Linked DNA regions of Homo sapiens: region 1 is linked to region 2. Evidence: chromatin loops called from intact Hi-C (ENCODE). Cell type or tissue: CD4-positive, alpha-beta T cell. All regions are shown on one strand.

Evidence for each region. A loop is a pair of places that touch in the nucleus more often than their neighbours do. Peaks named below come from ENCODE experiments on the same cell type or tissue, not always from the same donor. Only the 100,000 strongest peaks of a DNase experiment are listed, where the experiment ranks them.
Region 1: a loop joins it to region 2, with 3 times the contacts of the local background. A loop is called at or near these places in 4 of 110 quality-filtered maps.

Annotation. Positions count from the first base shown.
Region 1 is chr2:98,634,984-98,639,983 of GRCh38, forward strand. MGAT4A (alpha-1,3-mannosyl-glycoprotein 4-beta-N-acetylglucosaminyltransferase A) reads right to left here. Exons shown (of 16, transcript NM_012214.3): 12 at 4,825-5,000; 13 at 1,534-1,612; 14 at 239-305. Among named protein-coding and RNA genes, the nearest start is that of UNC50, 29 kb to the left of the region's middle. In CD4-positive, alpha-beta T cell, no CTCF peak of the experiment used is centred here; a DNase peak (open chromatin) is centred at 2,958; H3K27ac peaks cover 2,741 bases.
Region 2 is chr2:99,152,929-99,157,928 of GRCh38, forward strand. It overlaps TSGA10 (testis specific 10), which reads right to left and starts at 2,014. Exons shown (of 21, transcript NM_025244.4): 1 at 1,765-2,014. It overlaps LIPT1 (lipoyltransferase 1), which reads left to right and starts at 2,039. Exons shown (of 2, transcript NM_145199.3): 1 at 2,039-2,123. RefSeq lists enhancers at 1,646-2,267, 1,657-1,856, 1,917-2,146, 2,177-2,376, 2,457-2,536 and 1 more. In CD4-positive, alpha-beta T cell, no CTCF peak of the experiment used is centred here; a DNase peak (open chromatin) is centred at 2,063; H3K4me3 peaks cover 2,205 bases; H3K27ac peaks cover 2,439 bases.

The DNA of each region.
Region 1 (5,000 bases), 520 kb before region 2:
GAGCATCAACAAGAGCATGACACACAGCACGGAAGGAGCGAGAAAGACAGCCCAATCTGTGATATGAAATCCTACTTGGGTCAAATAATAAAAGCAAGTACTACAACACAGCACACATAAAACCTGGAGGACACTGGTAATTGTAATCCTCAAGTTGCTTAACATCTGAAAAGAACTGAAAAGTACTTTAGGAGTAAGTCCAGAAAAATAAAGGCCATTTTACTAAAGTAGATATTACCTATTCTGAAATAGCCATCTTCTAATCGTTTGTCTTTGGTTTCTTTGCTTATTTCCAAACCTTCACTCTAAAATAAAACAAAAGCATTAATTTCAAAAATAATTCTTTCTATTTAACCTAAGTTATTAATATATCTTAATATAGATGAAGTGGCATTTGTAACACAGCTATCCCTAAAAAGAGAAATATCATCTCAGTCTTGAACTTTAAAAAACTTATTAGATTAATAATAAAAGATGTTTTCTTAAGCCATCGTTTGAATCTGTATATAATATATTGGTGGTTGGAAATGAAACATTAAATCAATTAAACAGAACAGTATTTTCTATTAAAACTATAGAAGAACTGTGTAGTTAACTTGAAAGAAATCTAAGGATTCCTTAGAGACCAATAAATTAAATTGTGTATTAATTAACAGGCATTAAAAACACATAGAATTTGGACTCAAAATACAAACAGCAAGTAAACACTAAAGAAAACAATGATTCAGGCCAGGCACAGTGGCTCATGCCTGTAATCTCAGCACTTTGGGAGGCCGAGGCGGGTGGATCACGAGGTCAGGAGATCAAGACCATCCTGGCCAGTGCTGAAACCCAGTCTCTACTAAAATACAAAAATTAGCTGGGCATAGTGCCACGCACCTATACTCCCAGCTACTCGGGAGGCTGAGGCAGGAGAATCACTTGAACCTGGGAGGCAGAGGTTGCAGTGAGCCAAGATCGCACCACTGCACTCCAGCCAGTGACAGAGCGAGACTCTGTCTCAAAAAAATAAAATAAAATAAAATAAAATAAAATAAAATAAAATACGATTCATTTCTTTTTCTAGTAGAAACGTTCATATTATTTGCAACCTCCACCTCCCAGGTTCAAGTGATTCTCGTGCCTCAGCCTCCCGAGTAGCTGGGATTACAGGCGCATGCCACGATTCCTGGCTAATTTTTGTATTTTTAGTAGAGATGGGGTTTTGTCATGTTGGCCAGACTGGTTTTGAACTCCTGACCTCAAATGATCCACCCATCTCAGCCTCCCAAAGTGCTGGGATTACAGACGTGAGCCACCGGGTGTGGCCTGTTACTTTCCAAGATAAAACAAAATGAAGGCTCTTTCTATGAATGGGTCAAATGCACTCGTCAAATATAAAAGTGCTTCATATTTCAAAAAAAATTAATATTATTCACCATTGAGTCCTGCAAATCATGAGAATTTTCTTTCCCCTTAAAAACAAGAAAAGCTTCAAGCTAAGTCTACTAGTATTAGTTGTTAGGGAAAGGTAAGAGGAAATAGCAGTCATACCTTAAAAGGCAAAACTTCCACAGTTGTGTTTAGCAGAATATCTCCAGGATGTTCTTGGTTGCCGCTATGGAACAAATAACTGAAAATACAAACATCAAAATAAAAACACAAGTCGGGCTAGATTTTACAAAGATTCAAGAAAATGACCTTACCTCAGAGTCAGCTTTTCTACACAAGACTCTAAGCAAGCAAAGTTGACAACGCTAGAGCTTCTAATAACTGCACAGTATGTGTTCTGAATGGTTGTAGGGAACTTAGAAACTTAAGAGCATGACTCCTAGGTGATAAGTTCATTCCTTCTGTCAGAAACAATTATGTTTGCTGCTTAACATAATAATGTACCTAGATATTTTCAAAAAGGATGAGTTTTATGTCACTGTCTATAATGCTTTAAATATTTAACCCTCTTCCCAGAAAATTATAACACCTATATAATACTGCTGTATCTTATATCAGAAAAAAACTTCACTAGGACAACCAGTAGTCATGGCATGTCCAAAGACCAGTTCTAGGCTGGGCGTGGTGGCTCACACCTGTACTCCCAGCACTTTGGGAGGCCGAGGTAGGAGGATCACTTGAGGTCAGGGGTTCAAGACCAGCCTGGGCAACACAGTGAGACCTCGTCGCTACAAAAAAATTAAAAAATTAGCCAGGCATGGTGGTATGTACCTGTAGTCCCAGCTACTCAGGAAGCTAAGGTGAGAGGATTGCTTGAGTTTAGCCTGGAAGGTCTCATCTACAGTGAGCCGTGACTGTGCCACTGCACTCCAGCCTGGGTAACACAGCAAGAACTCATCTCTAAATAATAATAATAATAATAGTAATAAATAATAATAATAAAAGAAACAAAGACTAGTTCTATCCAATACAAATAACTTTAATATTAGTAGACTAAAAGTAAATTAACCTCTTAAAATATCTGAATATCAATATTAAAAAAGCATTTGAAGAATGACTAATTATCGATATATGGTGACAGATCTAAAATACTTTCTGGGTGTGAGTATAATACTCTGTTTTTGATACTCTGAAAACAAACTAGTAAGTATGCGTATGCGTTCTCAGGGTGTGGGGAAGGGAGGAAACTAGGTCAGACATGCAAAGTATGTCTGAATCTAAACCTAACTCTAGTTCAGTTGCATGGTTAAAAGTTTAGGCTTAGGAGTCAGAAAGACCTGGGTCCAAATCCTGGGTCTCTCAGTTACTAGAATTGTCACCTTTCACGAGTTTCCTCAGCTTTCTGAGCCTGAGTTTCTTCTATAATGCAGACAGTCCCATCTACCTCAGAGGACTGCTCCAATCAGTTCAGGAGAACTGACAAAAAGTCCCCCGCACATTCAAAATGCTCAGCCAGTCACAGTATGGTTACGATACAGTTACAGCGGTGGGCCAGTAGATATGGCTGTAAAAGGTTACGTGGGAATTCTTGGGGTGATAGAAACGGTCCTTATCTTGATATACTGTGTCAAAACCACAGTCTGCAAGATGCTCCCCTTGGGCAAGTGGGGTGATGGGTACACAGGATGTCTCAGTTTTACTTCCTACAGCTGCGTGTGAATCTATACTTTCTCAAAAGTCAAAGACTAAGAAAAAGAAATTGATTGTTGAGGGAAAAAGCACACAAAATAAATGTATCAAGTCAAGTGAAACTGTCCCTGTTATCTCACCTCTATTAACAGTTTAATAGATTTTTTGCAGATTTGTTCTATGTACATAATATATGTAAAACATTGTTTTTATTTTTCAAAAAATCCTTCTATAATCTATAATTCTATACTCTCTATATAGAATGCTATATATTCTAGAATCCTATACACATATAATGCCATAATCTATAAAATGATCTATAAGGATATTCTATAAAGTTATAAAATTTGCTTTTCACCCCACTTAGTATATATCTAAGAAAGTTTTCATGTCAATACATACTAATCTACGTCAATATTTTTGATGACTGCTTACAGCATTCCACTGCGTGGCAATATCATTTTATTTAACCAAACACATACTAATGGACATCTATGCTGTTTCTAATTCTATGCTGGCTCTCTGAGTGGTAAACAATATCTCAAAGTGCAGAGTATTACTAATAGTATAAAAATGAACTTTAACAGCAAAACAAATAAATGCTCATGCAAGTGCAAAATATTATTCAAAACTATTTCTGTATGTTCTTCCAGTGGTATTCCCAATGCTTAAAACACTTTTAAAACTTGAATTCCTCTTTGGAATCAGTTTAGAGTAACAAAAGAAAATTAGTAACATTGTATCACAGCTCTAAATTGTTTCTGACCACCTCAAATAGAATTACTGAAAATGATTTCTGGTGGATTCTAAAAATCAAATTGGCCCTCCCATTGGGACACATAAAAGGAAACACCACAGAGTGGGGAACTATGTTCCTTTAAGTATGCCACTGCCAATCTGGGGAACACACCCAAACCTGAAGAAGGACTGAAGGAATCACGACTATTAAATTAAAAACAGGCCAGGCACAATGGCTCACGCCTATAATCCCAGTACTTTGGGAGGCAGACATGGGTGGATCACCTGAGGTCAGGAGTTTGAGACCAGCCTGGCCAACATGGTGAAACCCTGTCTCTACTAAAAATACAAAAAAATTAGCCAGGTGTGGTGTCAGGTACCTGTAATCCCAGCTACTTCGGAGGCTGAGGCAGGAGAATCTTTTGAACCAAGGAGGTGGAGGTTGCAATGAGCTACATTGCACCATTGCACTCCAGTCTGGGCGACAGAGCGAGACTGTCTCAAAAAAAAAAAAGGAAGAAAGTCCTAAATTTTGTAAAATGAACATAAATGCTCAAAAACATAAAATGGCTGTAAATTTCTCCCTGGTGTACCGAAAATAACCTAGCATTTGTAAAACTATTGACTAAGAATAGTCATACTCTGTCAAATTTATCATTTCAACCAAATTGCTGGGCTAATCAACTAGCTCCAGATCAATTTTCAAGGGACATACCAGGATAAAGACATAAACACTAATTTGAGATTTTCGAGAGTTCCGCAAAAAAGTATTAAAAAATTATACTAGATATACTAAGTCCAGAAATACCAATGAAGTTCACCAAACGTGTTAAATGTTGACATTACATCTGAAAACAACATACTCGTTTTATTATGGAGTTGTTTTACATGTAATTTAAAGCCCAACATTTTGGGCCCCACTGTGTCCCCACATCTGTCAGGCACACACACAAAAATCTATTATAAATCACATTACGAATAAGAGATCCAAATTGTAAGATCACATACATTTCAATAATCACCAACCTTTCTACATTGACTGGTTTATCAAATTTAAACAAGATGTAGTCTCCAGCTATCGGTGTGATAGCCCAGAAGAAATCCTCTCCCATGTAAGTTTTCTCCAGCGTATGCCCTTGGTAGACCTTCAAGGAAGTAGATACCTCCGCAGGTGGGTTTACATGGATTTTAAGAAGTAATGG
Region 2 (5,000 bases):
TTTTGAAGTTGTATACAGAAATGGTACTTAGAGCCATAGAATGAATGAAATTGCTTAAGGAAAATGTAGTGTGAGATAAAGATCTGAGGAACTCCAACATTTAGGGCTGACTAGATCAGGGTAGCTGGCAAAGGGGACTGCGGAGTTGGCAGTGAGGCTGGAGGAAAACCTGGCAAAAGGGACTGAGGAGTTGACAGGGTAATGTCAAAGTTGTCCACAGGAATCTCCAGGTTGAGGTAGTCAAATGAACACTTAGATGAATACTGAAAAGTCCAGTGGATCTAGCAATATGAATGTCACCCGTGACCTTAGCAAAAGCACTTTTGCTGGAATAATGGGGAAAAGCCATTTTGGAGTACGTTGAAACAATGAATGGGAAGTGAGAAAGTAGATACTGGATGTATAGCAGTTTTTCCAAGAAGCTTGGCTCAGAAGGGTAGCAGACAGGATGACAAGTGGAAAGAGAAATGAGGTCACTGGAGGATTGTTAAAGAGTACAGCATGTTTGAGTGTCACTTGAAAGGTTCCAGTGGAGAAGCTGAAGAAGTAGGTAAAGGTAAGAATAACCAAGGGACAGAAGTCCTGGAGCAGGGAGGAGGGAATGGGATTCTTTAAAACCTCTTCATCAAGAAACTAGGAAAAAAAACCAAAGTTGTACCATCTCAGATTTCAGAGAAAGGGAATTTAGAAGGAAGTAATATAAGCAAAGAGCAACAATATTCTGTGACTGTTTTTAATAATAACTAGGAAAATTCCTAGTGCAGTTAACTCTGAACAAAATTCATTCCCACCTGCATAATACAAGATAGACTTACTCAGAGTGACCTTGGTAAAAGGTGTGATAATAAAGAAAGGAGGTGTCATTATGTCTTCATTGTAGCTTTATATGAAGCCCTGGTCATTTACCGTATCAGCATCAGCAAACTGAACACTGAATGATTCTTACTCCAAGAGGCAAGTCTTAGTGGTTTCTATTTTAACTGAAGGAGAGATTAATTTCTGTGCAAGGTTGAAAAAGGTGACCACAAATTCTTTGGGCTTCTTTCATCAAGAGGTGAAGTCCATTACCCCACGCCTTAACTCTGGGCTGGCTTTGTTGTTGTTTTGGCCAATAGAATATGGCTGAGGCGCTGCTTCCAAGATTAGGCCTGAATTGAGATGCCCTAGCAGCCAGGCAGCACCTGCCAGAGCATGAATAAGGCTATCTTGGACCGCCCAGCGTAGCCAACCTGTGCTGAATGAAGCCACATGAATATGCCCAGGAGAAACTAGCAGAAGAATCACCCACCTTGCCCACGTTAGAGATATAAACCACTATTTGAGGCAGTTTGTTATGCAGCAAAACTTAGCCGAAACTATTACCTTGCTACCTTGACTGCTGGTGTAATTTCCCATCTCATGGAGTCACAGAGTTTTCTTGCCAACTGCAGTGAGTTGGCAAATGGGAATGATCAGTAGCCTCAGTGTGTTTTCTGATCCACTCCATCCTGTATTATCATCTGCGAATACCGTTTTTCCTTTAAATGCAATGTGTCTTTCAAAGCTGACTTGAATTTCTCACCTTTCGAGTTACCTGCCATTTGGACTCACTTATTTGGAGGAGATATGTAAAGACCCAGCGTAATACCTGTATGCTCAATAAAAAGTATTTGCTGGTACTCCTTCCTGCCCGTCGTGTGACCTGACTGCTCTGGGCTTCTGGGGGCTCCCCCTAAACTCGCTCCACGAAATGACCCCTCCAACCTGGCACGCCCGCTCTCCTACCTTCGCCCAGGGCTGGCCGTTATCTCTGTGCTGTCACGCGGGGAAGTCCCATCTGAACTGGGGCCTTATGACCTTCGGTACTTTTATTCGAACGTAGCCTGCGTCCCTGCCTGGAACCTGGTTCCCGCCCTGAAGGACCCTTACTTAGCACTCCTGCGGGCTGCCGGGACCCCACGGCTCCGCAGGCGGAGAGACTAGGCGCGATCCCTGCGCGCCCCTCCTTCTCTTGCGCTTCAGGGGGCCGGCCCTCAGGGGGCGGGGCAGCATCGCGCGCAAGGCCTGCCGGTTGCTCGGGGTCGTATGACGCACTTTTCCAGCTCGAGCCCTCACGAGGCCGTGGGTACGACCGGAAGCCGCAGGTGGGTGAAGCGGAAACGCTTCAAACCGGGATGTTGCGGGCCGTAGCGCGTGGGCGGCCGTGGGGTCTTGGGCGCGCGCGGTGTTTCTGGCGGTGGGTCAGGACTTGCGGGTCGCCTCCGCCGGTGTTGAAGCCTCTTGTGTGCACACTTTCTCCTCAGCACTTGGGACGACCTAATTTCACTGTTAGGAACGGTTGATCCCGAACACAGGAGGGAGGGTAAATATCGTAAAACATGTTGGACGCTAGCTGTGTGCACGCCCCCTGGGAGCCAAAAGGGCGAAGTAAAACATGCACACGACCGTAATGAGATTCTGAGTAAGTTGTATATCATTAGAGAGGGGACAAAATAATAGGGTCTTGGCGAGGTCTTATGAAGAAGCTGCGCCTGCCTAGAAAGATAGATGGGATTGTGCTGTTTTCGCTTTCAGTTCAGTGATGGGGAGCCGTGTTTGGCAGTGCAGAGGTAGCGAAGTGTCCCAAGAACATGGAAGGTAAGGAAGTCTTCCGAGGAAAAACTTCAAAAAATTAGTCATTAAAGGGTGAGAGTAGAAAGATTCAAAGTGATTTTGAAGGAACAAAATTTAACCAGAACTTCAAAGGCTTGACACTATCCCAACGACTGTGAAATATCCTGAAATACCGTGCATTACTCAGTCGGGGTCTGATCCGCTACTGGAGCATAGAATAAAAAAAGAGGGGCACACCTGTGCCAGATGAATCCACGCCTTCTCTAGGGGAGAGAGGGTATCCCGGCTTAAGAGCAGGGGCTCTCCTGAGTTAAGGAAGTGTCTTCCCCAGAGCCCATTCCGTCAGACGTTCATATCATGTAACTCAGTCCTTTTCTGATTATGTATTCACCAAGCAAACTTAAGAGTTGGCTTGTCACCAGACCTACAGTGAATAATTGCACAGGCTCATCTGAATATCTGATAGATGGTCTATAGTTCTCTTTGTAAATCAATAAGCTGGCAGTCAGGGATTTTTGGACATCCCTTTGTTTTCACTTTTTCTCACTCTGTGTGATTTTTTCTTATCTTTCGGGGTTCAACTGAAATGTCACATCCTCACTGAGGTCTGTTTATTGGTTTACGTGTTCAGGTGCTTAGAACAGCTTCTTGCATCTTTTCTCACATGATGCCTTTTTAATGAGGCTTAGCCTAACAACCCTATTTAAAATTGCAATGTAAGTTTTCTCACATACACAGTTACAATCCTCCCTTTATCAGCTCTACATTTTTTTTTAATAGACTGAATCTCGCTCTGTTGCCCAGCCCATCTCGGCCCACTGAAACCTCCACCTCCCGGGTTCAAGCGATTCTCCTGCCTCAGCCTCCCGAGTAGCTGAGATTACAGGCGCCTGCCACCACGCCCAGGTAATTTTTGTATTTTTGGTAGAGACGGGGTTTCACCATGTTGGCCAGGCTGGTCTCAAACTCCTGACCTCAGGTGATCTGTCCACCTTGGCCTCCCAAAGTGCTGGGATTACAGGTGTGAACCACCTCGCCCGGCCATCTACTTTTTTTAATAGCCCTCCTTATCACCTTTATTCATTTGACTCACTGATGATTCCCAAGTGCTAAGAACAATGTCTGTCATGTAATTGATGAAAACTTTGTTGAATTAATACCTTTGTTGTGTTTTATTCACACTGTATATACAATACCTGGATGAAGAGAGATATTTTTAGCACTATTAAAATACATGCATTGGCTCAATACATGAATTGGATCAATTCTGGAACCCTAACAAGATCACATTTTTGACCAAAGTCAATATCTTGGACTATAGTTAATTTATCAAGGTAAATGCCACTTTGATGTGTCTTGGTTAGGAATCTTTGTTCACTTGAGGGAATACATGGTATATGATAGGAACAGTAAGCACAGAATAGAGATGGGAAAGGGAGAACCCTGTCATAACAGTTAACATTTCATATTTGCCAAACATGAATGGCTTATGCATATTAACACATTTAATTCTCTCAACCATTTTATGACGTCTGAGGCCACTGAAGCAGCTAGAGGTTAAACCACTTCCCTAAAGTCATTAGTAAGTGGCAGAGCCAGGATTAAAAATTTAAGTCCTTAACTACTTTGCCATCCTGCCACACTCTGCACATGCAGACAAGAGTAAGAGCCTTAATCTTGGGAAAAGATATTTCACAAGATCTTTGACAATTTCCATATCCACAGACACCATCCAGCTTATTAGTGACCACCACTCCTATTTGTTACTTTCTCCTTTAAGGCTGCCCCTACCTGAACTCTGGATCCCAGTACCATCACTTTCTCAAGGACCTCCCTTCTCCAGTGTTGCCCTCTCTTGACTCCCCTACCAGCATCTAAACATGCTCAGATCTATTGCATCTTAAGTCCTCTCCTAACTCCACATTCCTTTCTACCTACTGCCCTAGCTTTTCCACTTCACAACTAGAATACCCTCATTGTATCCACCTTGGGCCTCCTATTTACTCAGTACATCTGGTTCTTACCAAGATCACTGATAACCTTCTTGATACTGTTTAATAGATCCTTTTCAACCCTCATCTTATTTGCTCAATCTTTGGCATTTGGCACTGTTGACCATCTTGTCTCCTTGAAGCTTCCATAATAGCATATTTAAAATTTTTCTGCCTTTTCTTCTATCCTCAGCTTCCTTTGGGAGCTCTCCCTCCTTCTTCTGTATGTCCGTTAAATGTTGCTGCTCTTCAGTCTTATGTCGCAGGCCCTTAAATCTTCTCACTGAACCACCTTCCTGTGGCCTCAGTTACCATCCATTGAGCTCTGTGCCGTTGGCCGCTAGTTCAACAGTCAAAATGAACCAATTATCTTAACCCCATACTTCCTCTTCCTATAAAATCTGTCCTAGGAAATTT